Regions from separate parts of the Homo sapiens genome. Here region 2 is linked to region 1. Evidence: chromatin loops called from intact Hi-C (ENCODE). Cell type or tissue: MCF 10A. All regions are shown on one strand. Links, peaks and the distances in the headings refer to the core of each region. The heading gives the core; the rest is flanking DNA. Region 1 has its middle 120 kb from the start of LINC00845. Region 2 overlaps LINC02625 (long intergenic non-protein coding RNA 2625).

Region 1 (15,915 bases), core at 1-8,000:
TTGAAGAGGATTAAGGAAATCAGTAAGGATAATGAAACCTTGGAGAATGTCTTTATATCTCAGGCCTGAAAGGGAAAATGGAGAAAATGGTGTTACAAGGCCCCATAAAAGCTGAAACTGTGAAGTGTGAGCCTTCCACCAAGTCCTGAGGTCTTAGCAGAGTACATTCACTACTGCAACTAGGATGAGAGACAAAAGGAAGCAAAAAGAATGAATATTCCAACATTTTTCTCTTCTTGAAGCCAAAGAACAGGTAAGCCCAGCTGAGAAAATCTGTAGGGTCCTAGGGTACAGAATAGGGCAGAGAAGGGCTAAAAATGGCAAAGGTTAAATGAAAAGCAACCAACACCTGGTAATTCCAGATTTTGTGGGGTCTCGGATTTCTGCAGTTTGGGGGGACCACTTCAAAAAATAATAGTATAAAATTTAAAATACAAATTAGGGGTGGAAGTGCATATTTGTTTAGATTAAGAAATCACAACAAACAAGGAATTTGAAATAGCTGACAAATACTCAACTGTCACAAAATTTAAAAAAAACCCAATACAGTTTTATAAACTAAGTGCCTAAGATACCTTTATAATGTATGCATTCTTTACAGTTTTGACTATAAATCTTTTTATCATCTCTTCCTATAAGAACAATTTCCTAATATCAATTCCTATAAAAGAATAGAAAGATAATTTAATCTTTTTTGCTTTTGTTTTTGATATAGGGTCTGGCTCTGCTGCCCAGGCTGGAGTGTAGGGGCACAACTGTGGCTCACCTTAATCTCCACCTTCCAGGTTCAGGTGATCCTTCAAGCTCAGCCTCCCGAGTAGCTGGGACTATAGGCAGATGCCACCAAGCCCTGCTAATTTTTGTATTTTCTGTGGAGGTGGGGTTTCATCATGTTGCCCAGGTTGGTCTTGAACTCTTGGGCTCAAGTGATCTACTCACCTTGGCTTCCCAAAGTGCTGGGATTATAGGTGTGACCCACCATGCCCAGCCCTTAATCTTTTCTATAATAATAAATCAAAATTAGTTTTGTTATTGATAACTGGGATACATAAAATATGCAACTTCACAAAAACATGTACTTGTTTGTACACTCCCATTGTAAATTTGTACCCTAAAAACAAGAATTATGACAAAATAAATTTTAAAAATGTGTATGTTGCTTTTACAGTAATATATACTGCTTTATCAAATATATTCCTAACAGCAGAGCACTTTCATTTTGACTAGATGTTGATGAGAACTGACTCCTCCACTAAAAATTAAACATGTCTGATGATTAGAAGAATTTTTCAGAGACCAGCTTCAGGTTCCATACATTGCAAATCTATTTTTCTCTCCATCATTCACATTTCTACTTCTGGGAACCAGAGAAGTAATGGTTCTATACACTGAAGATTAATAATAGCTTCACCACACACAATAGCAACTAAAAAATCACATAAATATTTTTCACTAAACTCAAACTAAATGTCATGAATTCAATTTTCCCTAAGCTGGATCTTATAAAAGCCTGAAACGTAGTTAAATGGAAATATTGTTCAATGAGACCTGTAGATTTGCATTTAAATTAAAAGCCTAATATTCTCATGATGTATTTTTTAATGTGTGTGTGTGTATATGTATTACCTATTACCTACTTCTATTTACACAAAGGTCTAAAAGTAATGACCACCTAAGTGGTACAGAGCACCCCTAGTGTTGAGATTGTGGTTTCTAAATACCATCTCCACAAAAAGAACCTTGTATCATTGGAGAAGTGACTGATTTCAGGTCTGGTAGAATAAATTCACAATATGAGCCTGAAACATCTTGTCATACCAGAAAGCAAAGAGGCTATCCCCATTCACTAGGGTCATGTCAAGAGATAATTGGAGTCAAGTTAAAGCAAAACTCCCTATCAACTAAAGATGAAACACATCAAATTTTTTTTAATCAAGGTAATAAGGATATATTTTTTAAACACCTCTTTTGTCTCATTTGAAAGCTGTTAAAGCAGCAACTCCTCATTCTTCATCTGGTAAATAAAGGGGAGATAAAATTCAAGCATTTATCCTGCCTTTCCTACACAAACTGTATTCCAAAGGAGTCAAATAGTTGACGAGGAAGAATTCTTGGAGAATTCCATTTAGTAACTGCAGAAGGGATGATTGAATTAGAATATCTCCATTTTTAATCCCCAATGAAATAATAGGTCAACACAATGGTCGTCATGATTGCTAAAACTAATGATTCATGAATCGGGCTGATAGCACCTGAATCCTTAGGTAATCTTAACATTAAAAAATAAATAAATAAAGTAAAAAATTAAATACAGCAGACAGAGTATGTGTGTGTGTCAAACATCATATGCTTCTTATGTGATACAATGACAAAAATAGAGCATCATCTATAAAAAGTGTTTTCAAAAAAATTGAACATGAATAAAATCAAGCATCTAGATATAACTTTCAGTTTGCAAGAAATACACAAAAGATAGATGACCATACCAAATGCCATCACAAGGATGTAATAGGCTGACTCGAGAGTGCAGGATATTCTATGAAACAAAAGATCCAGCTTCTTCAAGCAAAGAAATAGCATTTTTAAAAAGAGAGAAGAAAACTATTACACCTTAGAAGAGTTTTATAAAACCCATCCTCCAAAAGCAATTTGAATCCTAATTCAAATAAACCAATTGAAAAAGAAAAGATATTTATGGAGCAGTAAGAAAAAAGTTGAATACTGACAGCATATTAGATTATATTAAAAATAATGTTAATTTTTAAGATATTAAGAATGGTTAAAAATAGTGTTCTTGTCTCTTAGAGATACATACATCAATATATAGGGGTGGAGTTATATCATGTCTAGTATTTACTTCAAAATCATCCAGTAGAGTAAGGCAGAGGTGAGAAGGTACAGATGAAACAGGGCTGGCCATACATTGATAATAGTTAAAGCTGTGTCATATGCTCATCAAGGTATATCATACTATTCTCTCTAACTTTGTATAGGTTCAAAAACCTCCATAATAAATTTTAAAGCAGTTGATAAAAAATAAACTTTCCATGAGGTTCACTAAAGTTCATGGAAAAGCAACTTTCTTCTTGTACCATCAAGATGAAAGTGACCAGTGTGGAGGTTCACATCTGTAATCCCAGCAATTTGGAAGGCTGAGGTGGGAGGATCCCGTGAGGCCAGAAGTTTGAGAACAGCCTGGGCAACATAGCAAGATCTCATCTCCACCAAAAGATTAAAATTAAAATTAAAAAATTTTCTGGGTGTGCTGGCATGCACCTTGTAGTCCCAGCTCCTAGGGAGGCTGAGGTGGGGGCATTGCTTGAGCTCAGGAGTTCAAAGCTGCAGTGAGCTATGGTCATGCCACTGCACTCCATCTTGGGTGATAGAGCAAGACCCTGTCTAAAAAAAAAAAAAAAAAAAAAGTTGAGGGGGAATTCAACTTAGGCCTTTAAATCTTTAAGAGAATTTGACAAAACAGTGATTCTCTTCTCTTTTTCTAATCCCTAAATACTGCCTGCTTTGTCAAGTGTTCAAGGGCAACTCTTCACTGATTAAAGGGGGGAAAAAGCAATTGAGCCTCAAGAAGCAATTGTTCAAATTATTTATGTCATCAGCTTGATCACAGTCTTCTGAGTGCCAGTGAGCTCAAGATCCGTACTGTTACTCTTAACTTCCCCCTGAAATAGCTAAAATGCTAGAATTCTGTATCTGATCCACCTCCTTCCTCTGCCCCCAGCAGCCTCTAGAGTCTTTGCTCTATAGAAACTTAATGCTCAATGTTTCTACACTGCGACACTGATAAAGTATGGAATTCATTAGAATTACAGAACCTCGAAATCCATACATGATAATTTTTTTAAATGTCTGAATATATCATGCGTTAGACAGTGACACCTATTGGTGAAATGTAGTGTTTTCAACCAGAACTGCTGAACATTGTACTACAAAACCTCTGGAAGTCAGACACAATGGAAAACAGCCAGACTGAACTGGGCGAAATCCATGGTAGGAGAACATCACTTTTACACGCTTTTGCCTCATTCAAATACTCTAGGTAATTTGACTTAGACACAAAGTGAGTTCGTCTATGTCTTTACAGACAATATTTTTGTTTACTGTAGCAAATATTCAGCTTATACTGTAGTGATTTGCCTTAAATTGCAATTAATTCTTTTCTTAATTGAAGTTTTAAAAATTCTCAATGTCACTTTGTTCCCCTAAGTGGACAAAAATTGTATGACCCTATCTTGATTGATTTTTTTCTTAAGTGACACTATCTGAAAGCTCACAGATTGCAAATCTGGAATCCAAGTTAATGAAAAAAATTTTTTTTCTATGCTCAAATTAGGCAAAAGATAAGGAGATTAAATTTGGCATTGTAAATATGGAAACTAGGGACTTCTAAGTATGAAATAAATACTTCTTACTTCTACCAAGGGTAGAAAGAAAGGAAGGATCCATTATTAAAAAATCAGATTGTAAGAACAAAAACAAGGAAAATGAGGAAAGTCAAATCCCATTCAATTCTCTAAAACACCCAGCATGCCACAGGAGCAGCCTACAACTCCTCCTCTTGCTCATCAAAAGTCCTCACCTCACTCATTAGAAAGATCTGTATAGCTTATGAAAATAATTTATATAACTTAGAATCATTTGTAAACACATAACATTATTATATTTAAAATATAAATATATTTATATTCATATAAGTATATATTAAATGTATTTATATTATAAAATTATATTATAAAATAACTTTAATAATAAAACCAATGGGAAAGTTAGACTCTAAGTAATTTATTTTACAGCTCAACATCAATACATTGCATGGTGAGAGATACCTGAAGCTAGAAGTACCCTTGAATCCTGTCTTCTGCCTGATATAAAATAATTTTCACTCTCAAATTGCCCATTCATTTCCTTGCACCTACTTGATTTTATCATAATGGCTGGTATGAGGTTTTTTCCCTGCTTGGTTCTGAATTCATCCTCCTCTGTGCTTCCCTCTTAATCATTTCTCCTCTTTAGAATCCTGGCCTCCTTCCCTGAGTGACACTATGAAGTCAGCCTTGACTTCAGTAAGGCACAAAGGAGCACTAACATGTTATTTTCCTCTGCTGGCTCTCTCATCTCCCCGCCCCTCTCCTTCCTGTTTTAATCAATTCCTGCAGAGTACTTCGAGGAATCCATTCTCAGGCCCTAAAGTCCCTGCGTGGCCAAGTTGCTCACTGGTACGGGGAGCTGAAGGTAACAAGGATAGGCTTCACTTCTCTGAGAGCAAGAAGGGAGCCTGTATATTCATTGCAGAGAATGCGGCAATTGCATCAATTTTGTGGCAAGAAATTCGACACTGCAAAAAACGGGGACTGGAAGGGTTGGGCCTAAGGGGAAAAAAAGGGAAAAGAAGAAAAAGGAAGAAAGAAAGGGAGGAAAGGAGAAGAGAGAAAGAAAGAAAGGAGGGAGAGAAGAAGATTAAAGTAAAAGAGAAAGAGAGAGAAAGAAAAAGAAAGGAAGAAGGAAAGGAAGGAAGGGAGGGAGGAAGGAAGGGAGAGAGGAACAAAGCAAGGAAAAGAAAAGAAAAAGAAGCCCTCTGAAATGATTCATACTCTGCTAATCTTTCCAAAGGAAGAAAAACCTGTTAATGACAGATTAGGACAGCAGTCTTGTAGTTAATTTTTATTTTCTATTACCATCATCAAAATATGTTTAAGGAGGGCCCTTGCCAAATTAAAATCAAGAAAGATTGGCCATCTGTGAAAGTTAAAGGAACATGGAAAGAGTCGGAGAACAGAGGAACAACTCAGGGTATAAAGAAGCATTTCTTTAATTCATGATTGTTTTTTGGGTTGTCCTTGTTTAACATAGGCATGCAGGGTAGAAGAATTTGGAATCTTTAAATAAATAAAACATTGCAATCATGCTGAGTTATTCAAGTCATTCACTCAGGGAGTTGGCCCCAAGAGAGTTAATTAGAATCTCTTGGGGATGAGCAGGTTCCATTTGCTGTAGAAGCCAAGTGAAGCCTGAGAGGAAGCAGTTGTTGGAAAAGTTAGAGCAAGGCTGATGGTTCACGAAGACAAATTAGAGCCTGAGAGAGCTTGGTGAACTGATGCAGATGCTGGAGGAGCAGAATCTTAGTGAACAGGTTCAATGTTTTATTTAAGCATACTGACGCTGGTTACCAAAAGCTGAGGCCCTATTAGCTGGAAGGGTTCAAGGCTGTAATTCTCTTGGTAGCAAAATAGGAATAAGTCAGTGGTTCTCAAAGTCTGGTCCCAAGACCAGCAGCATCAGAATCAGCATCCCTTGGGAAATTATTAAAAATGGAAATTCTTGGACCTCATTCCGACTCACTGAATCAGAAACTGTGTTGCAGGGACCCGCTCAGATTGCTTTGTCTACTGAAGTGTGGGAGTCACTACAATAAACGACTGGAATAAATGACTGAAATGGTTCAAAACTCTGATTATAATTAAATAGTGATTCAAGAAGTCTTTCCCATCCTGCTGCTTCACCCAGGTGGAAGCCACCATGGTCTCATGCCAAAACACCTACAACATCCCCTTCTCTGGTCTCCCTGTCTCCAGGCTCAAGGCTCTCCAGTCAACTTCTCACACTGCAAGAAAAGTGAGACTTTTAAATTACAAACCAAGTACTGTCCCTTCCTATAAATGACCTTCAGTAGTATCCCGTAGTATTTAGGATCGAGTCCAATTGGTGACCTGACTTCTGCCTTTGTCACTCCACAGCAGGCTCCCAAGCTGCTATCTCTTTGCATTCTAGGCTCCAACAAAGTCAAATTGCTTTTAGCTACTGGAATCCAGCTTTCAGGCCACTTAGCTTGCTGTTTCTACCACCTGAGGCTTTCTTTCCTTGTCTATTCATCAGCCAGTCTGGAGACAACTCAGTGGAAAGGGGCACTCCATGAGGGTAGGAGTGGTTAGAAAGAGGAAGCCAGTAAAATGTATCCCACAAAATTGACATGTTAAAGTCCTAGCCCCTGGTACCTTAGAACATAACCAACCATATTTGGAGATAAGATCTTTAAAGAGGTAAATAAGTTAAAATGAGGTCATTAGGCTGGGCCCTAATCCTGTCTGACTGATGTCCTTATAAGAAGATGAGTTTAAGATACACACATGCACTGAGGAATGACCATGTGAGGACACAGAGTGGAGACAGCATCTCCAAGCCAAGGAGAAAGCCCCTGGAAGGAACCCAGCCCTGTTGACACCTTGATTTCCACCTGCAGCCTTCAGAGCTGTGACAGTGCATTCCTGTTGCTTAAACCACCAGCCCGTGTGCTTTGTTATGGCCCAGCTGACTATGCAAGAGCTATAGGCACAAGGTAACTGTAACTAGTTTTATATTTGTGCTTCAATGACATTATAATAAAAAGTATTAGATCCTAAAGAGAGAGAGAGAGAGATTGAAAAAGAGAAAGAGGAAGCCACGAAGGGGAGAAAGGACAGAAACCCTGAGCCAAGCCAAGCCAAGCAAGTATAGATGCAACTGTGAAATAGGGGCCACAGGATCTTGACACCTGCCCTGCCCCCCAAGTCTTTACCTTCTGCAGGTGTTCAACCTATCCCTGGCTTCACCTTTAATATGCCCAGCCTCTTCTGAAATCTCTGGCCCCCAACACAAAACACCTTCTGGAGAGTAGGCTATCAGTGGCTTCCAGGATGGTAATTAGCTACCTGATCACCTCATATGCAGCGGTCTTTGGAGTGTTGTCCCCAGAGCAGTGCTACCACTACCGGGAAACTTCTTCAGAAATGCAAATTATTGGGCCCCAAAACTTACCATATCAGAAACTCTAGGGCAGGGCCCTGCAATCTGTATTTTTAAAAGCACTTCAGATGACTTTTAGACAAACTAAAATGTGAGAATCACTGTGTAAAGTATTTGTGTAGGCTATGCTAATGGAACACCATATGTTCTCCTTGCCCCATAAAAGGGCATTATAATTTGGGCCTTGGGTGATAACACCCCTCCCTCTTTTGTGCAAACCACAAGATTGTCTCCATTGTTAGGACTTAAGATCAGACAATTTGAAGAGGGTCCACAACACCTATTATATTCAACTGTATAGGTAGTAGTGACTGACAGTAACTATAGCAACACTAGTAATCACAGCAAATCCTGGAGAACATTTAGTAACCCCCTATAACATGATTTACTCATATATATCCCACATATATAACCTTGGAAAGTAGGAGTTATTCTTCCCCTGTAATGAGTTGCAAAAACCAAGTCTCAAAGGGATCAGCTGATTTGCCTAAAGACACTTGACAAGAAAGTGATAAGCCAATGACTTAAATGTGCGTCTGTCTAGCTCCAAACCACTAGCTCCGCAGTCCCACTTATTCCTACAAAGATACAGGGGTGGTCACTGGAAGACATTCTGCTCCTTGAACCAGACCTACCTTCCAAGCAAACACAGCAATGTGTTGACTGCACTTTTGGCCTTCCTGCCTTTCTTCCAGCCTCTGATGCGGTGTTTGCTTTGGGGGTTCTCTTCTCCTCACTGACCAATGACTGTGATAATGCAGTTGGCATTTCCTGTTGCCATGCTGAAGGTGGAAGACAGTGATGTAGTGTGTGAGAGAGAGTGCCTTCCAGATGAAATGCAATGTGTAAATGGAAATTGTCATCATTATCCTCTGAACAAATGGGGAAGATGCACATTGGTTCTAGCAGAACTGGAAGAAAAAATTGGAGTTTGAACAAAAGCATTATTAATTTAAGAAACTGCCTGAATTTGCCTCTGGCAGTTTTCTTTGTAAACACCGTTAACACCCTGGAATGCTTGAATTGTATCTAAATGCATAGCTTAAATATGTAAAAACAGAAACCTAGGCATTACTTTTAGGCACCCAGAGAATTGTTTGCTTCTAAAACCTACCAGAACAAAATAAAACTAGCATATGAGACTTCAGAATTATGAGGGTCTAATATTTCTTATGAAATTGTTTCATAGAATATAGAATTGTTGATCTCCCTTTCCTCCCTCAAAACCAGATATAATTTACAACTGACAAAATACAGCTTTGTAATACTGCTCGTGCAGAACGTGCTTGTATTTGTATTTTTCTATAACATGAACATGGTTTAGAGGGTAAATGGCTGGAGTAAGGGATATCTTTAAGCAACAGGGTTATTTAAGTGGCCAAGTCACAGCTGAGTAACTTTGTAAATGAGCCTGGTAAAGTCAACTCCACAGAGAAGAATATTTGCATATTTATGACCTCATTCTGAAGTGGAAAGCCCCTCGCTCAGGCACCATGGTGGGAGGCATTCAGAGAAGGTAAGTTTTGGACACTAGAATCAAACAAGTTATACTTCCCAAAAGGAAAAAATATGTATGATTTTGAGTGAGGTTATTCTAATTGAAAAGCCATCCCACCATCAGCGAGTTCTCAAGTTTTCCCAAGTAATCTAGAAAGTAAACATGGGCTTGCCAGTCCTCTGGCACCTGCAATGCATTTGGGGAAATCCTGTCTGCATTTGATGTGCTTACACACCCTGGAGCCCCTCCCCTCCCCCATTTAGAAGCACGTAGAGATAGGACAGGTAAAGTAGTTGCTGCTAGCCATGAACCAACCAGTCTATGGGGCAAATTGCTAGTAAACTAGCATCTCCATGGGCCATGAGAGCTTCAAGGCTTGAATCTCTTGCCAAAGTACAGAATAATCATGACAATGACCAATATAGATGGGATCTTACAATGGGTTGGGTAAGCACTTTATATATATTGTATGATTTAATCCTCCCAACAATCTTGTTAAGCAATTTCTTATTAAATTAATAAATGATTAGCAAAGAAATAAATAATATTAAAATGACTATTATTTTCATTTTACAGATGAGGACACTAAGGCACAAAAATTATGTAATTTGCCAAAGGTAAAACAGCTAGAAAGCAACAGGAACAGGATTCAAAGTCAGTCTGTCTCCAGGATCCATAGAGTCATCACTAGTCATGGGAAGATTGGGCTTTCAAGTTTGGCACCATAGAACTGAATTCCAGCTCAGTTACTTGGGGGTCAAACATGATCCTGAGTAAGTGACTTAACCTGAAAAATGGGTACAAATCTGAACTAGGAGGATTGTCATGAAGAAGGTACTTAGTACTTAACAGGCACTCAATAAACAGTTGCTTAAGGTATGTCTCCATCAAACACACCAACAGCTCTGGATATGATCCGATATTGGAATGACATTTATGAAACTTGAGTCATTTTCCTAGCTAAATATCTGAGAGGCATAAAGTAGGATGATCGCAAACCATAAGGGAAAGAATTCTATGCATGCACACATGCAAATATACACACACTGGATTCTTATAGAACTCAGAAAACAGAAAACACTTGCTTTCTATATTCAATTATTTGCAAACCCTACCAAAAGCTGACCAAAGATCTAAACTTAATTCTGAATCTAATTTTTGTTGGGAGAGGGTCAGGAATTTATACTTTGAGTGTCAATAATATATATAAAATTTTAAACACAGAACACTTTATATACACAAATATATAAAAAATACAAAGTATGGGGTGTGCATGTGTTCGTGTGCCTACATGTGCATTCTCCTCTAGGGTGGTTTTATAACAAATGGACCTCATTGCTACAGTCCGTTTTGAAACTTTCTCTTGACTGGGCTAGAATGATCCCAAACTACCCAAAATTGATTTCACTTAGGTCCTGTGTCTCTGACATTATTAAGAAGAGATTTTTTTCCTTTCGCAAACAATTTAACAATTTTTCAAACATGGGTAATGACCTTACTTTTCCTCTTATCCTTTTACCATAGGCCTTCGTGTGACACAACTAGAAAAGCACATGAGATTATGAATGACTTTTTGCTGCCTTTCAAAGCAGGAACCATGAATTAGTATTGATTGTGCTTTCTCATCCATTTCCCACTTATTTGGTTTCTTTCTCTATGTTCTATGGGAAAGAAAAGGCTATTTTAAGAGTAGAGAAGATTGGTTGCTTCTTTTCAAAAGCCTTTTTACCTTGTTCTACTGGGTTTAAACTCAATGGATTCATCCAAAATAATTTTCTGTTCATTGGGATATTATTAAGAAGATTGCCATTATGGTAAGTTCTAATATGTATTTTTTAGCTCTGGAAGACACAAGAAGTTCCCCAGGCTGTAAATATCCCCCAGTAGTACCCTGCCACTCTAGTTTTGTTCAACATCTTCTGGTAAAATGTCCATGGAGAAAAAGAGAGTAAAATGATTTTCTGTTTGTTATTTTGATAGACAGGAACAGAGACTTGTTCAAGTCAATTAAAGAAAAGAAAGATAGAGTGGACTATCACAAAGTCATTGTAAAAATACAGGAGGATATGTAATTCAACTTTTCCCCTAAATGTACAGAAGAACCATTTGCTGCTTTCTCTGAACACTTCATTGTGTCTTTGTCCTCCTGGAAAAGTGTGGATGTGATGCAGGACAAGCAAAGCCTCAGATTGGGGCTTAGCCTGGGAGGGTTCTTGACTTTGCCCAGGAAAGAATTCAAGAGCAAAGTGGTGGTAATAGACAGCAACTTTTATTGAGGTGGTAGTATACAGCAGAGGTACTGCTTTTGAAGAACAGGGCTGATCCATAGGCAGTATGCCCAGAGTAGCAGCTCAGGTGCAGTTCTACAGTCATATTTATACCTAATTTTAATTCTACACAAATTAAAGGGTAGATTATCCAGAAATTTCTAGAAAAGAGGTGGTAACTTGTGGATCATTCGTTCATTGCCATGGAAAGGGATGGTAGCTTCTGGGTGTTACCATGGCAATGGTAAACTGACATGGCACTGTTGGGCATGTCTCATGGAGAGGTGTTTTCCTTTTCCCTGTTTAAGCCAGTCTTCAATCTGGCCTGTAGTCTAAGCCCTGCCTCCAAAGTAAAGTCCCAGCTCCTACCTCAAATGGGCCTCTTCTGTCTGAGAAGCTCCTCACTTTTCATAGCAGAGAAGGAGGCAGAGGATGTAGGCTTTACCAGCCAGGTAATTCACTGTGGCAGTCACCAGGAGTAACACATTGCAGCTAGGTCTAAGATGACTTGTAGGTGTCCTGCCTTGATCCCTGTGAAGATGGTGGTATCATTTCACTAATATAGAGATGGCAGGTCTGGAGAAGAGGAAGATGAGTTTGCATTTGCATTTGTACATGTTGACTTTGGGGCACTTAGGAAACATTTGGGTGCATTGCTGGGTTTGAATCTCATGAGGGATTTCAGCTGGAGGAACAAGTCAAGTGACCTGCCCAAGCTACATGGCTTGGTGGTGGTGGTGCTGAGACTTGAATGAAGTCAGGCTAGAGTGTGTTCTACCAGCCTGTGCTGCCCGAGTCAAGCCAATCAGTGAAATTATGAGCTGTAAAGCTGCCTTTCTGGCCCTAACCTCTTCCTCTTGCTTTCTGTTCCACTGACTCAGCTTGCATCCTTCCCATGCCTCCTAGTTTCTCCTTCTCTTTTATCTTAATTTAAACTGTGTTCAGAAAAAGATCCATGAATTATGGCCTTCCCCAGGGGGCTTGAGTCTTTAACAACAACTCACCTTGGGCAATGATCATGATGGGAATAAACATGATGATGGAAACTACAATGATGACGAGAGTAACAGGATTATTTATGGATATTATTTTTTATTTTGTCGATCCTGGGTTTTCCCCTGTACCTTTCTAAGTCTATGCAGATTGTTCTTCTATCTCAATGAATATTTGCACTGAAAGATCTGACCCTACCCAAAACTTCCATTCCTGGGTCTTTCCAAAGCAGAAACCCTTAGGGTAATGCTGCCAGATAAAATATAGAATGCCAAGTTAAATATACATTTTAGATAAATGATTTTTTTAGTGTTTGTCCCAAGAATTGCATGGAACATATTTATACTAAAAAAAAATGTTGTTAATCTGAAATTCAAATTTAATTGGGCAGAGATTTTTTTTCTTTTCTTTTCTTTTTTCTAAATCTGGAGACCCTGCTATAGGGGTGAAAGGAGAGAGACTTTGCAAATATGACATAGGAATAAATGAGGGAAAAGAAAGTAACAGGAGAGAGGGGAACCCCCAAGTCCAGGACAAATTCTGAGGGTCCCTCGGGAACTGGGTCTGAACTCACCCCTAGCACTAAAGAGAGCTTGTGGGACCTCAGTGGAGAGGGACTAAATGGTGGCCCACAGGGGTCTAGGCCCTTGGCCTTAGAGTGTGCAGCAAAGTCCCAGGACCAAGCAAGGCAGATACAAGTGTTCCCTAACAGTGAATGGCCATATGTATTTAGACAACTACTCTTTTCTCTATTAGGCCACAGGACTGGGAGGGGGTAGCCTAATAATGACTGAAAGAAAATTTCCTACCAATGAAAGAGAACAAAGAAAAAGACTCAGAGCTGAATTCAATTTTATCTAAAGGAAATAATGTGACATCTCAAAAACTAGTTTTGTGAAGCTACCTTTGAAACTGTGAAATAATAATCATTACTGTTAAATATTGAGTATTTTCTATGTGACATGCACCACGTTAAATATTTTATCTACATTATTTGGTTTCTTTATTACAAAATGATTATGGCACACAAGCAGCCCTTTGTTAATGGAGTGTCAGACTTTGGGGAGTAGGTGAGGAGATCATAAGAGGAGGGGAACAGGAGACATCAATCTATGCCTGCGTCACTTATTGATTAGTCTGGCTCTGGCTGGAAAACTAATTCAGATATAAAGAAAAAATTATCCCAGAAATACACTTCACCAAATAGACAAAATATTTGTTTCAGGAGCCAGGCCTGTGTTAATCTCTCTTGCCCTTCCAGTTAAAAGGCAAAAAGCATTAGTCCTGATGTAAATATTTAATTTCCTTGCTTCAGGCATATTTTTTTGGCCTGGCTTAGATCTTGACACCTTCCATGTAATCAAGTTAAGTTCTTCCAAGCTTTGTAACCCTATAAGGAATAGTCTGTGTCTTGGGCCAAGGTTTCAGTTAAAGTATTATTTTCTACAATTCTTTTCACCTGGAAGAGGGAAAATTTTCTTTCCAATTGCCACAATTTCACACCTCCCAGCTGAGAGAATTTGTTCATCCAGTACTCAGTGTACCTTCTCTGATAGGAAGAAGCAAACAGTCATTGGTCTAACTTGGAAACATTTTGTGATCCCCACATACCTTAGCAAAAAGCTTTAAAATGACTTTTCTCTCACCACATGCTGAAAAATAAATGATACTCTGGCATCTGGTTTTGCAGTCTCAAGTTACCTTCAGCGGATCACTAGTAAAAGTAATCTTGCTCAACCATGGCTAGCATTGTAATGACTGTCCATGATTAGAAAGTTTATGAAAGGAGACAGGTCATGAAAAGAGATTCCTTCAGTCCTGAACAAAAGCTCAGCAATTATGTTTTGAAGAGGTTTTACCATTTAGCCTGAAAGATGAACTTCTTAACCAAATTTATTAGAAAGAAGGTTTTTTAGGAGAGTTTTGTTTTATAGGAATTATGGTCAAGCTTGCCTGGTATAGAAACCTGACACCACAAATAGTTCAATAGGAGGTTAACCTTAAATATCTCACTGTTAAAAACAAGGAGCCACTAACTTCAATGCAAGCCTCTTGCACTGAGGGGGCTCCCCATCCTCCACCAATGAAAGCCAGAGATGATGTTTTCTTTGTGTATAAAATGGAAGGCATATATGTGAATAAAAAATCTTCACTCCAATGCAGATCCTGCAACTGCAACATTCTTAGCATTTATTCTACTTCATAAATTGCCATAAGTCAATGGGAATTTTCTCACTGATAGAGATAACTCAGATCCAGACCCATCTCCACCTGGATATCTCACAGATCCTTCAAGATCAGAAAAACTTCCTTATTTTTCTCTGCCTTTTAAAAATGTATGTATTCTGAGCTAGGTTTCTCACTGTTGGCAATTGGAGAAATATGAAGGCAAGAAAGACTAGAATCTACCATTATCAGTATGAACTCATGGTTTTTAAAATATAGATAAATAAATAGAGAAATAGAGATATCTATATCCTAGCCTGTCCAACGAGGGAATCTAGAAAAACTGTGACCCCAGTAGCAATGAGTGCACCTAGATTTTGGTACTAGGAACCAGTACTTCTTGGACATAAGGTAGATTCTAAGGTTTGAACAGGGAAAATACAACATAAGCTTGAAGTAGTATACCACTCCAGAAAGTAAGAAAGTGTTCAAAATACAATGGAACCTAGCAAAAGGACACGGGAACCAATTTGAAGGGACTCCCAGTGGTAAAATCAGAGAAAATTTGAACATGAAAATAAATAATGACAGTGGTGGATTATAATCCATTAAAAAAAATAAAATCCATGAGCCCATACTGATATAAATAAATGAATAAATAGACAGGGGAGCCAGGAAAGCTCTTCCTTATAGTAATATAGATGGAGTAATATAAATATAGAAGCAATGACAGATTAGAAAATCACTGACGGATGTTCAAGCTATCGTATGAAAGCCTGATAAGGAACATGATACTTATATAGCCTCAAAGTATTTCCCACAAAATTCTCATTAATAACAAGGGGGAAAATGAATAATGCTAGTGAAGAAGGCTAGAGGACACCCCACCAAGTTATCAATGTTGGCATCACCAGTATTCAGGCAAACCTATATTATGTGTCTCCTTCTATAATAAATTGAGAATGACACAACCTAACTTCTCTTCTTTCTGTCTAAAAGTGTACAACCTGAACTTAATCATAAAGAAACAATGGAAAAACCCAAACTGAGGGATGTTCTACAAAAAAACTGGTTTGTATTTCTCAAAAATGCCAGGATCAATAAAGACAAAGAAAAGTTAAAGAGCTGTTTAAGTGAATGGACAATTACAGAGACAACTACATGCAATACATGAATCTGAATTGTATCCTGTACTAA
Region 2 (15,915 bases), core at 1-8,000, 690 kb before region 1:
CCAGAAAAATACACTAGGGTTGGAGCAGGGGAGGCTGGAGAAAGGAGGGAGTAATAATTTGAGTTGGTATTTTTGTTTAGAAAAATACACATACTCTAAGAAAACGTACAGGTGGAATAACACAACAGTTTAGGTAAAGAGCCATTAATATAATTACCTGAAGACACATGTTGTTTTTCTTATACCCATGAATTTAATTTCAGTCTTCTTTTTTGAACAAACTGAAAAGGCAGATGGTACCATATCATAGTCATGGCTGGGGAAACCAAGGCCTGAGTTCCGTGTTCAGCTAGATGGGGCCTCCCCCTGGTCTGACCTTGGCCAAGCCCTCTCTTTAACCTCATGGAAAGTCATCCAGGAAAGAAGAGAGTTGGCTATGATCTCGAAGTGCCTTCCAGTTTGGGCATTTTTTTTCTTTTTTTTTTTTTTTAAGACAGAGTCTCACTTTGTCGCCTAGCCTGGAGTGCAGTGGCCCGATCTCGGCTCACTGCAAACTTCTGGGTTCAAGTGATTCTCCTGCCTCAGCCTCCTGAGTAGCTGAGATTGCAGGTGCCTGCCGCCATGCCTAGCTAATTTTTGTATTTTTAGTAGAGATGGGGTTTCACCATGTTGGCCAGGCTGGTCTTGAACTCATGACCTTAAGTGATCTGCCTGCTTTGGCCTCCCAAAATGCTGGGATTACAGGCTTGAGCCACGGTACCGGTTTGGGCATTTTGGAATTCAATTATGTCTTTAACTCCATTTATAACGTTTCTAGGGAGAGGCAGACATGGCTTACAATAATCTTCTTAAACGATACAAGTTTTACAAATATTTGCCCAATAAACTACAACTTAATTTCTTCAAAGATTGCCTTGATTGTGGCTATCAGCAATTCTTCATTTTTTCCCTTAAATTTTATATTTTTTTAATTACTGAGACAGGGTCTCACTCTGTCATCCAGGTTGGAGTGCAGAGGCACAATAATGCCTCACTGCAGCCTCAACTTCCCTGAATCGAACGGTCCTCCCACCTCAGCCTCTTGAGTAGCTGGGACTAGTAGCGCTAGCACGTGCCACCATGCCTGGCTAATTTTATTTTTTTCAATTTTTTGTAGAGACAGAGTCTCCTTATGTTGCCCAGGCTGGTTTTGAACTCCTGAACTCAAATGATCCTCCTACCTCAGCCTTCCAAAGTGCTGGGATTACAGGTGTGAGCCACCGTGCCCAGCCATAATTCTTTCTCCATCTTTCCAAACTGGTATTGTCTTTTAGCCTTGCTGAGAGACACCCAGTTTTGACTGGGTATAAGAAAATATTAAGAAGGTTCTGGGGTTTAATCAGTAGACGAAAATAAGGAATCCCCAAGTTTCGGGGTCACTGATGGACTTTGGGGTTCAGGTTTCTTGGGGGTCAGATTTCCTGTCTCAAGGCTACCAGAAAGAATCCGGCCAGGTCTGGAGTGATAGCTGCTTTTCTGGCACATCAGCAGGGGCTGAACCCTAATGTGTTTAACAGTTGGACTTATTTTTAATCTACTGTATTAGGAGCACAAATTTAATCAAGAACAAATTGTTACCAATGTTGTTTTTTGTTCTTGCATATGCATATATCCTTAACACTGTTCTGTATTCCCTTGTGCTAGAAAGCTTTCCATCTGACATCTGACTTATTTCATAACATTAGTTTTTTTTTTAAGTACAAATATATGTGGAGAAAAAAAGAAACGAGGAGCTGAATTTCCACTCAATGCAGCCCCCTTACTTAAAGAACTAGCTGCAGTACAGATTTTAACAATTAACATTCCTGCCGTGAATGTCGTTATGGATGGAGCTAATAAATGTTTTCAAACACTCTTCGGCTCAAATACACGTTCAGCTTATTTTCTGTCATTTGATGGCATTGGTGGGTTGAGACATTCCTCTAAGCCTTTTTTTTTCTCCTTTCTAGTAAAAGAAAGAGATCTTATCTCCCTACCCACCCTAACCCACCCCTTTCTCTGCCCTACCCGCTCTGTGCCTACTAAACCTTACTTTCAGGTCAGCAGGCTGGTAACAGATTAATTTCACTCTGTGAGGAACACCAAGTGTTTTGGCCAGGACACATGAGAATCCTGTTATAATATTACCGTTTTTCTAAATTAAATATTAGGAAAAATTAAACTAAATTGTGGCACACAGTGCAATGGAAAATATTTCTCTTCCAAACACTTCTCTGTGATAAATGTGTGTGTAGCTGAAAGCACAATAAATATGCACTACTTAAAAAACCCAGATTATTCAGGTTTTAAGACTTATAGCTAAAAGTGGTTTAATGTTTCATGCCTAATAATAGATTACTCCTATCACATTTCTAACCTTTATTTCTCCTCGCTTTGAAGTCCAGCCATATAAAGGTTGTTTGTAGAACCACACGAAAGTTAAAGCAAATATTACTTAGAGTGATTCATACCACCAAGAATTTGCAATGAAGGCAGAGGTTTTTTTTTTTTTTTTTTTTGGTGTGTATGTGTGTCTGAATCAAAGGAAATGAAATGTTTGTAATATTTTTTGGTTGATAAATTTATTAAAACATTTTAGAGGCTTGTAGTAGAAGCACAGCTGAAATAAACAGACTGACTGGAAACAGATTATATTCTGCTCTGTGGGGGAGGCAGAATTTAAAGGGGGAAAAATTCCCTGGATTTCAAAAATTGCCACCAGGTCACAGCAATACTTAATTAACTGAATACATTATGGGAGGGTTATAACATAGATGCTAAAAAAAGAGGGCGGGGTGGGGGGGAGTAGTCAAATTCATTTAATCCTGTGTTCTTTGCTTACAGATTAGCCTTTCAGAATGAGCAACCTGATTTTTTTTTTTTTTAAAAGGATCCATTTACCTTCCAGAGCTTTTCATAGCAAAACATTTTGCATGGTTGCAAAAGAAATTAATTTGTTGCCAGTTGCTCCACACTGGCAGGAATTCTGAATAAAGAATGTAAGCAATCTATCTTTGTTTGCAAGATATAATTAATCTGGCAGTTAAAATTCTTTGGAAACATTCTGATGACTTATGTGGAAAAGTAGCGCAGCATTTTCAAAGAAAACTCAGAACTGTATGCCGGGGAAGATAAAAGATATATGAAGTGTTTGTTCTAAGCGATACTATTCATTTAAAGATCATAATGTAACCCCACCCTAGCAATTATTGTGAAAAACAAGACAAATCTCCATCTATAGCTTTCTGACACAGTCTTGATTTGAGAAACAAAATAAGCACATTACTGTTATAGTCTAATAGACTGCAAGCTGTTTTATTAGAGTCAGCTGAATCCTGTTTTGCATAAAAAAGAACTCTGTTTGCTATCAAGAACACATTTACATTAATATGACTTTGACAAAGTAAAATAAAATCGCATTAAGATGATGTAAGTAGATAAGACAATGAAATCTCTGTGAGAGAGTTTTGGCACACACTAATTACAGTCAAGTCCCTGCAGAAAAAGAACATATTTTTACACCAACTATCCATGTGTTTGAAAATGTAGAGAGCCCAAAATGCAATCCTTGGTTTAGGTATTTCCTGAATACATTGTATTTCTGTGCTTCTGAGATAGGGTTTTTTTTTTTTCTTTAAAGGAGGCTGCCCGATAAATAATACTTTCATTTACAATAATACAAGCAAGTTTCTTTCTGAATACTAGCCTGTAATCATCCTGATTATTTTAAGGGACTTTCCAATACAGGGCAGCTGAAAACAACGTTTTAGATTACATGGTAATTTAGGAATGCATGAAAAGCTAAGCAGTTACCATAATAGGGTTCTGGATAAACTTCATGCTTTTTAGAGCAAAACATAACAACATATGTTTTGTGATTTGTTTCAATGATTTTTCTATATTTTTTTTGTTCAGGTTCTATCAAAATATTTGGAGGCCTCATCTGCGTACAGCATTTTTATAACCTTATTTTGAAAACTTTGATGTCTCTCTTTTTAGTTCAGTCATTAAAAGAAAGGCAATGATGGATGATGATAATGCCTCGGATTTTATGACTAATCAGTTCTTGGCAGTGGCCATATTTCTTCCGTAGTGAAACTTTAATACTCCTTTGGCCTTGCATAGGCTTAACAACAACAAAAAAATTTTTTGGAACTGTGTTACACCGGCTACTTATTAAGTATTAGCAAACAGTTATTATACAAAAGTTAGCACTCTGATTTAACACCTGACAAAATGGAGCAACCAGGAAAGATGATTTCTTCTCTTTTCTGGATTCTCACAAATTTTAGGTGCCTTGCTATTGTGTTTTTTTTCCCCCATGTTTTACATACAGGAATACGGAGAAAAGCTATTCAGATGGTAGAAATATTGAGGGGGAAAAAGTCTTGTAGGGGTGAGTTGGGCTGCCATTTGCATTTTTTCTTCCTGAACCGTCTTTTTGATGACACAATTTTTATGAAAAGCCTGATTTTCTGCCCCGAGTCTTAATGTATTGTTCTTGAAGTTGCAACAACAAACACCAGGTGTCTCCACTTAGCTGAGCTACAGGTTCTGAAAAGGAAGGCCACTTTGCCAGGAAAAGTTGAAGCTACCTTCCTTTTCCCTCCCTAGTGCTCCTGGCCGTGGCCTAGACAAGGCCAGAGGGCTGGCTGTGAGTAGGGGAGTGGAGTTTATTCTTTCATGAGTGCTCAGTTTAAAGCCTATTGACTCAGATTTGTAAGGGAACCTGATTTTTGTGTGGAAGTCATGAAGACTGGCATCCGTGGAAATACTGATACCAGTGAATTAGGCAGCTGTGGCCTGTATTGCATGCCTGTTCTACTCTGGTGGGGACCTGCCATCTTGGTTGGCAAGAAGCCCTTCCTGGGTGGATGGGGGCCTTCTTCTTTTAGGATAGCCAACTCCATGGGGACCTTCTGGCTGAGAACAACCAGATCAGAGACCCACAACCTAATGTGCTGGCTTCTTCTCTACCAGGGGCTGATGTCCCAAATCCCAAGTTGCTATTTCCATGAGCATATATTCTTCAACAAATAATCAGTTAATCTCTACTGTGTGCCAGGTACTGTCCTAAGCAGTGAAAAAACTAGAAAAACCTGCTCTCATAGAGCTTGCGTTAACATATGTCCCTTCCATTTGATGCCTGGGGTAAAAATCAATTCTGGTGTTTCTTAAAATGTGTTTTGTGGCATTCCAAGGATGGTAATAAGTATTGTGCTGAGAAATGTTTTCATATTTCATTATGCTCTGGAACTGCTGGGTTAAAAAGTGTCTAGATGCAAAACTCCTTAGTAACCTCTATATGCTAATTTGCATAGTCCCTTTCTAAGAGATGTCTTATTTCTCAAATATATTTGGCTAAGGAATAATTTTTTAAAAAATAAAAACATTCTCCAAGCCAATTTTTAAAAAACAAAATATGTCATTATTATCCTAGAGAAATATTCCAAACATTTTATTCTGTTACTCAAACACTACCTTCATAATTCTTATCCTGTCAGTTGGTCATCCTCATTATTTTTAAACCTAGAAATTACGCTGGATGTTTAAGTGAATGTTCTGAGGAATATACTTTGGGAAAAATTGCTTTGAGTAGTAGACATTCAAAGATTGGAAGATTTGGAAGCTAGAAGGAGGTAAAGAGGTTGGGGCTTAGAGGCCACCTGTAAGAGGAAAGAGATGTTTGCCCCTAAAAACGTGACTGTTGAAGCTGTGCTGGTATCCTTGCAGAAGAAAACTCTGTTCTCCATCAGTTTCTGAGCAGCCATCAAACAACTATTTTGGAAGACGGGAAAGCTAAGACATATGGGTTCCAGTCCCAGCTCTGTTTTTAACTAGCTGGGCAATCTTGGGGGTAATTTACTTACCTTTCGGTCTTAAATCTAATGCCCAATAAGTGTCGAATATACATTAAGCCACTTAATCATCAAACAGTTCTCTGAGGTAGATCATGCATCTACAATATTCCTTATAGGGAAGGAATTAGAGTAACAGATTAAGGAACTTGCCCAAGTTACACAGCTAGGAAATGATGGGCCCAATAATATTGGATGATGATCTTGAATCAGATCACTTCAAAATCTAACATTGTATGATTATAGAAGGGTGACTTTTGCTATGTTTCATATCTATTGTGATTGGCAGTCAATCCTCTAAGCAGAAATCGTTCATTAGTCAACAGAAGTACTGAGCATGTATTCTGTGTCAGACACTAGCCAAGGCCCTGACACTAGCCAAGGCCCTGGGGAATTTACGGGGAAGAAGGCAAAGTCCCTGCCCTCAGGACTTTACAGTCTAGTAGAGGGTGGAGCACAAGTAAACATGCATTCTACCTTTATAGCTAAAACATTATTATTACTAATATTTCTATAGTGAATCATTGAAATATTATGGTAGACTATTCACAAAAGCCAAAATGTGGGAACAACCCAAATGCCCATCAACTGAGGAATGGACAAACAAAATGTGGTATAGCCATATACAATGGAATATTATTCAGCCATAAAAAGTAATGAAGTACTGATGTATGGTACAACATGGATTAACCTGAAAAACGTTATGCTGAGTGAAAGAAGCCAGATACAAAGGGCCACATATTGCATAATTCCATCTATATGAAATATTCAGAGTAGGCATATTTATAGAGACAGAGGACAGATTAGTGGTAGCCAAGATCTGGGGGACGGGGAGAATGGGGAGGGACAGCTTAATGGGTACAGTGTTTCCTTTTGGAATGATGAAATGTTCTGCAATGCTTGCACAACATTGTGAATGTACTAAATGTTACTAATAGCAACTTTTATATTATGTGTATTTTACCACAGTAAAAAATGCAAAAAATGAAAGCCACGATGGTAGATAAGGCCAGGCTTATTGTTGTCATTTCAAGTGAAATCACTATTCAGCACCTGCATTATGAAAAAGTGGGCTCAGCAGTGTTTGGATATAAAGGTGAATAAGATGTAATCCCTGTCCTTACAGATCTTAAAATATACTTATAGGAGTAATAGAAGATCAGCAATGAATTACAATAAAGCATGATTAGATTAGCATTATACTGGAAGAATAGGCAAAATGCTGAGGGATATTTAGAAGAAAGAAACAATTCACTTCTAACTGAAGTTATTGGAAAATCCTCATGGAGGAGGTGGTGGTTTGCCACATTCAGCCTGTTTCAACCTTTCTCTTGAAGGCTAAATAGAAATTCAGCAGACAAAGAAGGGAAAACCAACACACAGGGAGGATAAAAAACTTGCTGGATGTCACACAGCAGTGACAGAAATGGAATCCTAGGCTCCTCATCCTAGTTGAATTTCATTTGATTCTCATTATTTGTGGATTCTGTATTTGTGAATTCACCTACTTGCTAAAATATATTTCTAACTCCAAACTAATACCTGGGGCACTTTCATGGCCACTGATGGATGCCACGCAAAGTGACAAAACATTTGAGTCACCTGAAATGCATGTGCCCAGCTGAGGTTGTACACCACCGCATTCGGCCTTCTTGTTTCATCTCTGATACTGTCAACAAATCTGTTGCATGCCATGTTTTTCACATGTTTGTGCTTTTTGATGGCGATTTCACGTTTCAATGGTCCCCAAGTAAGTGCAAAGTGCTGTCTAGTGTTCCTAAATGCAATTACGGAGAAAATGTGTGTGTTAGATAAGCTTTGTTCAGACATGAGTTATAGTGAGGTTGGCAGGGGGCTCAATGTTAATGAATCAAATAGTATATATATAATATAGTACATATATGATATTATACACACTATAATACATATATTATACTATGTATACTTTACTATCATACGTATATTATTTATATTGTATACTATATATTATATATACTATGTCACATAGTAATCCTGTATATATACTAAATATAGTACATAATATATAGTATTTAATATATTTAATATAGTATTGGTTATATACTATATATGCTATGTAATATATACTATGTAATGTATATATAGTATATAATATAAATAATATATAGTATTAATTATATACTATACATACAGTATATAATACTACAATACTAATTATATATAGAATAATTATATACTATATTGTAACAGTATCTATAGAATATATAAATAATGTATAGTAAATAATATATAAACAATACATAAAATGATATAAATATATGTATTATAGTATATAATATAATACATATTGTATATCATATATTTTATAAATAATGTCTTTAAACAGAAACACTTATAAAGGAAGGTTATATATTGATAGATTGATGAGATGAAATTGTGACTAGAAGCTCACAGGAACTGAGCCTAGTATTTCCACTAGGAGCCATGGCTCAGTATTCCCTAACTCAGTGTGTGTGGCAACTTTGTAGAAGCTAACTACTGCAAGTAACGGGAATCAGCTACTTCTCTATCCTCTACTCACAGGTTTGAAATTGAGCTATTCCTTCTCTGCTCATCACTCATTAGCAATCCACCCCCTGGATGAACACACACACACACACACACACACACACACACACACACACACACACACCCCTACCCAGAGATGGTTACAAAGTTTTCAGGATTCAAAGCAAAATGAAAATGCAAGACCCCTTGTTCAATAGTTCCTAAGAATTTCAGATGGCAGGAGCAGAGGATTAAACCAGGTATTGGGCTTCGTGTTCAGGTCGCATGCCCCAGAAGCCAGCCCAGTTTTTCCCTCCACCTAATCAGTCGTGTCTTCACTTCAGCACTTGTGCCTCTTTTTTCCCTGGGATCAAGAAATACGATCATTGTTTACCTTGCCTCATTTGAGATAAGGAGTTTACCAAACCATTCGTATCTCTGGGGAAGAGGATAATGAGCTCACAGACGCACATTCTGTGACCTGGTGGCGGAAGGGTTGGTTTGGCCTTTGGCCTCCTGGAGTCCAGTGACTTGGAGGGGTTTCATTTTCTCACTGACAACCAGCCAGAGACACATGGGCTTGCATGTCAGAGCCAAACAGAGCTGCAGAGCTCTCCTCGGCCTCTCATGAGTCTCCTGGGCCACATTCTCTGAAAGAAGTCTCCTGCCTGATTTGGTAGGTCCCAGTTTAGCCTCCTTGAAGTTCCTGGACAATGCACAGGTCTTGGCAGCCTCTCGCAAGCAGCCTTTGTTCAGGGACTGTGGACTCTCCAGCCGGAAGGTGAGACTTCCAGGACAGAAGCAAAGGGAGGGCATGGCAACAGAGTCCTGAAGAGGATTCACTTGGCTCATGCCTTTTACAAAAGTTGGGGCTCAAGTTTTCAGCAAGGAAAGGACAGGAAGGGAAGAGTAGACATCAAAAAGCAACTCACTGAAGACAGATCCTGGAGTCAATTTCCTTATCTCAGCTTCCCTCACTCCTGCTCTTTCTCTGACCAACTAGGAGTGGTACAAAGCGGGGAAATGCCTTGCAGGCTTTCGAGGAAGCAGTCTTGGCTTCCTTTTGGAAGGGAGGATGCAGGCCAGCTTGCTGGGCTTATTAATTGTTCCCTTGCTGTTTGCAGCTGTCTTCGTCTCTTTCTCTGCACAGGCACATCTCACACAGCCTTCAGAGCTACCTTTCCTCTAGAAAGCCTTCTGAGCCTTGGTCAGGTCAGGGGCTGCATTTGTTTCCCAGGGCTGCTGTTATGAAGCCCCGCATACTGGGTGCCCTAGAAAACAGGCATTTATTGTCTCACAGTTCTGGAGGCCAGAATTCTGAGATCAAGGTGTCAGTGGGGTTGATTCCTTCTGCAGGCTGTGAGGGAGGATCTGTTCCACGTCTCTGGTGATTTGCTGGCCATCTTTGGCCATCTTGAGTTTTCCTTGGCTTGTAGATCTATCACTCAGATCTTTGCTTTGAGGACCATGTGGTAGTCACCTTGTGTCTCTGGTTTCAACTTTCCCCTTTTTATGAGGACACTTGTAAGGCCCACCCTACTCCCAAATGACCTCATCTTAGCTTCACTAATAACATCTGCAATGAACCTATTTCCAAATAAGGCCATATTCCAAGGTATTGGGGGTTCAGACTTCAACATATGAATTTTGGGGAGGGGACAAAATTCAACCTGTAACAGAAGCCATGGTGGAAGTGAACAACACAGGTAAGATTTAGCAAGGTCGGTGCTAATGGAGATGGGCCAGACGAGAGTGCCCAGAGTAGATCTGGAAGGGATGGGACCTGGAGTTTGACAGAAACTATGGAGGCAGACTGTGATTATTTTTAAAGCCAAGCACAGCAAATTCAGACTTGGTGTGGAAGGCAAGTCAGAGCCACCATAGGTTTTTGAATTGCATTGTAAAACTGTAAAAATGGCATTTTGGGACAATGACACAGACAGTATCATAGAAGTTGGATTGAAAGAAGATGTCAGTAGAGTCAGGGAAAGTAATTGGAATCTGGGCTATAGTGAGAGTGGAATAGAAAGGTTGGGAGAGTTTTTAAAGGAAAAGAAGACGGTAGGATTTGATGACAACTGGATTCAGAAGATGACAGCATTAACAGTGGGAACCCGGATTGACAGTAAAGTTCAGAAGGGAAAGGTGGGGATCGAGGGGTCTGTGTGTGCATGTGCATGTACACACATGAGGAGGTGGAAGTCTTAGTTTGGGATGTGCTGAGTTTAAAATGATGTATATAGCATATAAGAGGACATGTGCTCTATGGTCAGCAAATTCTTTCTATAAGGCGCCAGTTGGTAAATATTTTAGGCTTTGCAGGCCATGTCAGCTCTTTTGTAACTATCCAAGCTTGCTGTTATATTAGGAACGCAGCCACAGACAATGTGTAAGTGAGTGAGCATGGTTGTACTCCAATAAAACTTTATTTACAAAAACAGGCAGCACTCTGGAATTGGCTCAAGGGCTGTAGTTTGCTTATTCCTACACTACATAATGGGAAATGTGATATAATCATAGGTTATAAGGAGGGAGAACATAAGTCCTTTAATGGCTGGTTTTGTGAGTTTTTTTTTTTTTTTTTTTTTTTTTTGAGACAGAATCTTACTCTGTCAACCAGGCTGGAGTGCAGTGGCATGATCTCGGCTCAGTGCAGCCCCACTTCCTGGGTTCAAGTGAGTCTTCTGCCTCAGCCTCCCAAGTAGCTGGGAGTACAGGTGCATGCCACCACGCCCGGCTAATTTTTGTATTTTTAGTAGAGACGGGATTTTACCATATTGGCCAGGCTGGTCTCGAACTCCTGACCTTGTGATCCATCCGCCTCGGCCTCCCAAAGTGCTGGGATTACAGGCGTGAGCCACCGTGCCTGGCCTGTGAGGTTTTTAGAATGATGAATATTCAACCTTCAGTGGGAATCTATAATACCAATGGGAACTTATTCATGCTTGTAACAAACATGTTATTGAGAATGAAGGAGGGGCCAAGAGTGCTCAAATGTTATCACAGTCACTCTCCACTGACCACTTTGTGAGTGGGTAATTCTTATTCCCTTTTGACAGATGAGATGATGGAGTAAACCCTCAGTAAGGTAACTTGAGGCTGTTAAACTTTCCTCCTGACTCGGAAGTTTAGTAAATCTCTAAGTGGAGGACTTCCACTCAGGCAGGAAGGCTTTAATAGTTTGCATGAGTCAATGTCAAATTTAATATCTGCTTATATGTTGTCAAAGTTTTAACTCTGCACTCAACAGTTTTCAGGATAACTGCCCTCTGTGTTCTTGCTAGAGAGTAAGGTCTTGAAATTGTGTAATAGCTACAACCTGTCAAGTACCTGGAAGAGAGGAAAATTGAGAGAAGATAATTTAAGGCTCATGTAATCTCCTCATTTCTCTAGATTACCTATTTTTTTAAATTGATCAAGTTGATTGCTGGGTCCCCCACAGAATAATCATCATGTAATTTAAGACAAAGCATTGATCTCTTTGTTATAATTGAAAATGCTTTATAGATTTTGCTGTTTTAGCTGAGAATTATTATTGAAAATATTGTTTATTACATCCCCCTATATATTGTTTCTTATGAGAAAATTATCTCAGAATTTGACAGAAGAATAATTCTTTTCTCCTGAGAAGATATGATTCTGTTCTTCAGCTAGACAGAACTGTGCAACTAATTGTGTTTCCCTTTTTGATTGGATTTCCAGGAAGCTCAGAGCTAGGTTTAAGGCGCAAAGATAATAGCTATCGTCACTTAACATCAAAGTACTTATGTTTTCCAGGCTGCATCACCTTTTTAGTTCCAATTTTATTAATTTTTTCTTTTCCTCCCATAAGCTGCTTCAAATACTTCTTGGAGAGAGATGAGTATTTTTTTTTTTTTTTTTTGAGATGGAGTCTCACTCTTGTAACCCAGGCTGGAGCACAATGGTGTGATCTCGGCTCACTGCAACCTCCGCCTCCTGGGTTCAAAGGATTCTCCTGCCTCAGCCTCCTGAGTAGCTGGGATTACAGACACCCACTACCTGGCTAATTTTTGTACTTTTAATAGTGACAGGGTTTCACCTTGTTGGCCAGGCGGTTCTCAAACTCCTGACCTCAGATAATCCGCCCATCTTGGCCCCCCAAAGCGCTGAGAGTACAGGCGTGAGCTATTGTGCCTGGCCAGAGATGAGTATTTTTTAAAATTAAATTTAATTGAGTCAGAATCAAGATAGAGAGTATTTCAGTCAATCAAGATTGTTACTTAAGTTTCTTTAGACTTGGGGAAAAATGTTGAAAAAGAGTTTATGATTAAGAGCAGATATTTGCTTGGGTGACCGTTAGAGGACATTGACATTTGCTCAATAATGACCAATTATTTCATATCTGTTGAGGGATCTTCCTCAATGGACTATTATACACATTTGCCTTACTATTTGGCAAGCATTGAGGAGCTGAGGGCATCAAGCAAGCATAAGGTTTGGAGTTAGAAGATGAGGACTTGTTTTGATTCTGCCACTAAGTACTCAGGTGACTCCGCATAGGACACACAACCTCCGCTGGATAATTTTGAATGTCCCTTCAAATGTAGCTTTCTATAGGAATCTGTTGTCTACCTTCCTGCAACTGTCTGCCAATCACTCCCTTGCATATTTCCTCAAGTAAGTAAGTCTTATTTTTCTAGGAAGACTCTAAGCATCAGGGGGGCAGGAGCTATATGAATATGAATATAAGGCATATGAATTTATTTTTATATTCATTGAATCGTAATACCACCTTATTCCAAATAGATTCAAGGTGGCTTACAAAGATAAATGCAATAAAATAAGATAAAAATTTAAACTAAAGAAAAAGTGTTCATGTGGAAGGAAAACAGATTAAGACTACAAAGATGAGCAGGTAGGTAGGTAGTAGGCAGGCACCTGTAGAAAAAACCAGTCTCCATCTGTCTCCAGAGAGCACATTTGGTTTCTGCACAAACACAAATTGCCTTGGAAACTGAAGCAAAATGGAATGAGTGTGAAGAAATCTCTTTGTTTTAAATTAAATTTAACCATCACATGATGGAAACATAGCGCATCTTGATTGAGTGTTAAAAATCAGGTGCCGAGTCACTGATCACTAAAGGTATTTACTGGATGTGGTAAATGGAAATTCCTTCAGACAAAAAGGGCACTGCAGAAGTTCGGGAGAGATTTGCTACAGTGGGACAATGGACAAGAAAGATTTTGCTTTAGAAGGAAAGTGTTTGATGAGGAAAAAGTCTTGGTTCATTGTTGCCTCCCTGTGGTTTCCAAAGTATGAGGGGCTGCTTTGGGAGCAAAGCAGATAGCAGTGAAAGTGCAAAACAAGGCAAAAGCAGGGTGGAGGAATTTAGCAAACAGCACTTCTTATGAAATTAGTGAGTAATAAGGTAATATAGGGGGCTGTTCCTTTTTATGGGAAATATTCTCTGCTGAGTTCTTCAAATGAAATATTCTCAAATACTGTAATGCACTGATATGAAAGATTTATGTAGCAAGAGGCCTTAACCGATAGCAGAAGAAATTTGAGGCTATGAAAGTTGGCAGTACTGTCATTAATACTTCATTCATTTAACAAATATTTATAGAGCCCTTACCACGTACTGGATACTGTGCCAATCACTTTAGGGAGTGAGGGCAAAGGAGCAAATAATGAGTAATTCACCATATTTGTCTTAGAGAAGCTCACATCCTAAGAGGGAGATGACATCAAATGCATCCGATTAATTCATTAAAAGCACTTATTGAGCACCTATGCTATACCAAAACTAGTTCCAAGTGCTAGGTATGTAATGCGGAAGTAACAGAAACAGGATCTGTTTTGAAGTATTATGTTAGAAATCAGCAGGGTTTTTTTTTCTTTTCCTGCTCAACAGAGAATTAACACAAAGATTTTGACTGCTGAGAACTGCAGAGATTAAACAGAATTAGAGAGAGTGCAAATAGTATATAATAAAGCAATAGAAAAAGAAACAGGCCACAACTTACAGGTTCCCTTTCACTCCTGAGCAATTTCTTGGTAGACTTATTACTAATACATATTTATCTACATTTAAATACATAGTAAGATTTTCTTGCTTCTGAAGATTGAGGTCATTGGTTACCTAAAATAATGATCTTGTACCTTATCTAGTGGCGGAGCCTGGAAAAATGATCTGAGATCCAGAAGAGAATCCAGAGATAGCTGTTATATAGTAAATGTCACTAGACCCTGTGCTGCATGTCTGTGGCAGACATTACTAATAGATCACAGCACTTCTTCCTGCTACGCCTGGATGTAGCCTCAACATTCTCCCTTTGAGAGAGTACCAGGTGGCCAGAACTCGTCTTGGCACGTAAGACGAAACCTTCATGCCCTCTGAAGGCCCTTCACTCCTTTAAATATGTTCCAACCCTTTTTAATGTAAGAAACAACTGAATACTTTGGGTTTCTTTGGGGCTTCTTCCTTAACTCTCTGTTACATTCTTGTTTCAAAGTTTGGTTGAGATTACTGTCTGACAGTTGTTAAAAGGTGATGGCAATATATTATTACTCAGGACTTTCATAGCTTTAGGAAATAATAACAATTTTTATTTTTTATAATATGGAGTAATTTAAATAATTTTATGTAATTATAACATTTATTATTGTCATAATCCGTGGCATGAATTAAACATATATAACCTCCCATGCACTATATTATGTGCTTTACCTGCACATTTTATTTGATCCTCATAGTAACCCTGTGAGGTAGGTGCTGGTAGTGTCTTCTGAAAAGAACTTGCCCGAGGTCCCACCAATAGTAAGTAGTGGAACCTGAATTCCAGTCCCCGGTATTTGATGTCAGAGCTGAAGATTGTTCCCGCCTGCAGTCAAGACTGTGAGGTTCTCTCTCCCAGGAAGTATGGCTGTTCTTCTCCATGAAAAAAATGATCCTCTTCTTTATAAAATCGAAGGCATCATCTGAATTTTCAGGAGAAAGAATAGAACCAAGTATGCCCTTAAACTTACGTTCCATCTTCTTAATCTGACAGAAGGAAGAGGAAGCAGGTGAAGTGTCTGTCCTCAAGAGTTAGTGGCTAGTCCAGGACCATCATTGCACACCCGTGTCCCCATGGTCTCCACTGCCCACGGTCATGGCCATTATGGGGAGTCAACAGCTGACACAGAACAGCGGGTCTTGGGGAAGGGGAGTAAGTGGTTGGACTGCTAATATATTTTTCTTCGTCCAGGGCTGTTGATGAACTGATTTGAATTTCAATTTTTGTCCTGTCCTATACTCATTCTGGGATAAAATGGACAAGAAGTCAAGGTAGGCATTAGAAAAGAGAAACAATAGACATGGACTCAAAGAATAATAATTCCCAGATAATCAAGGGTTGACCTTAAAGAGGAAACATCTTATTTTCTGAACAAATATTCACAGGGTTAAGATGTGGATTGAATGAGATAGTGTAGGAAATAGCAAAAATAATACTATTTATTGAACTCTTACCATATGCTGGGTACCTCTTAAAGTGCATTACATGGATTTTTAAGAAAATTGCATGACTAGGTAAGGGAGATATTATTTTTTCTCTTTATAGTTGGGGA

Evidence for each region. Hi-C counts contacts between places; a loop is a spot of excess contacts. Peaks named below come from ENCODE experiments on the same cell type or tissue, not always from the same donor. Only the 100,000 strongest peaks of a DNase experiment are listed, where the experiment ranks them.
Region 2: it touches region 1 in a loop (4-fold over the local background); 10 of 110 quality-filtered maps call a loop at or near these places.

The regions. Positions count from the first base shown.
Region 1 is chr10:61,128,957-61,144,871 of GRCh38, reverse strand. No RefSeq gene overlaps it. Among named protein-coding and RNA genes, the nearest start is that of LINC00845, 120 kb to the right of the region's middle. RefSeq lists enhancers at 8,407-8,701, 9,124-9,353. In MCF 10A, for the core only: a CTCF peak has its summit at 3,917 (motif pointing left); a DNase peak (open chromatin) is centred at 3,921.
Region 2 is chr10:61,823,870-61,839,784 of GRCh38, reverse strand. All of the region lies in intron 2 of LINC02625 (long intergenic non-protein coding RNA 2625), which reads left to right. Among named protein-coding and RNA genes, the nearest start is that of LINC02625, 36 kb to the left of the region's middle. In MCF 10A, for the core only: a CTCF peak has its summit at 4,483; DNase peaks (open chromatin) are centred at 2,384, 4,034, 4,494 and 6,664.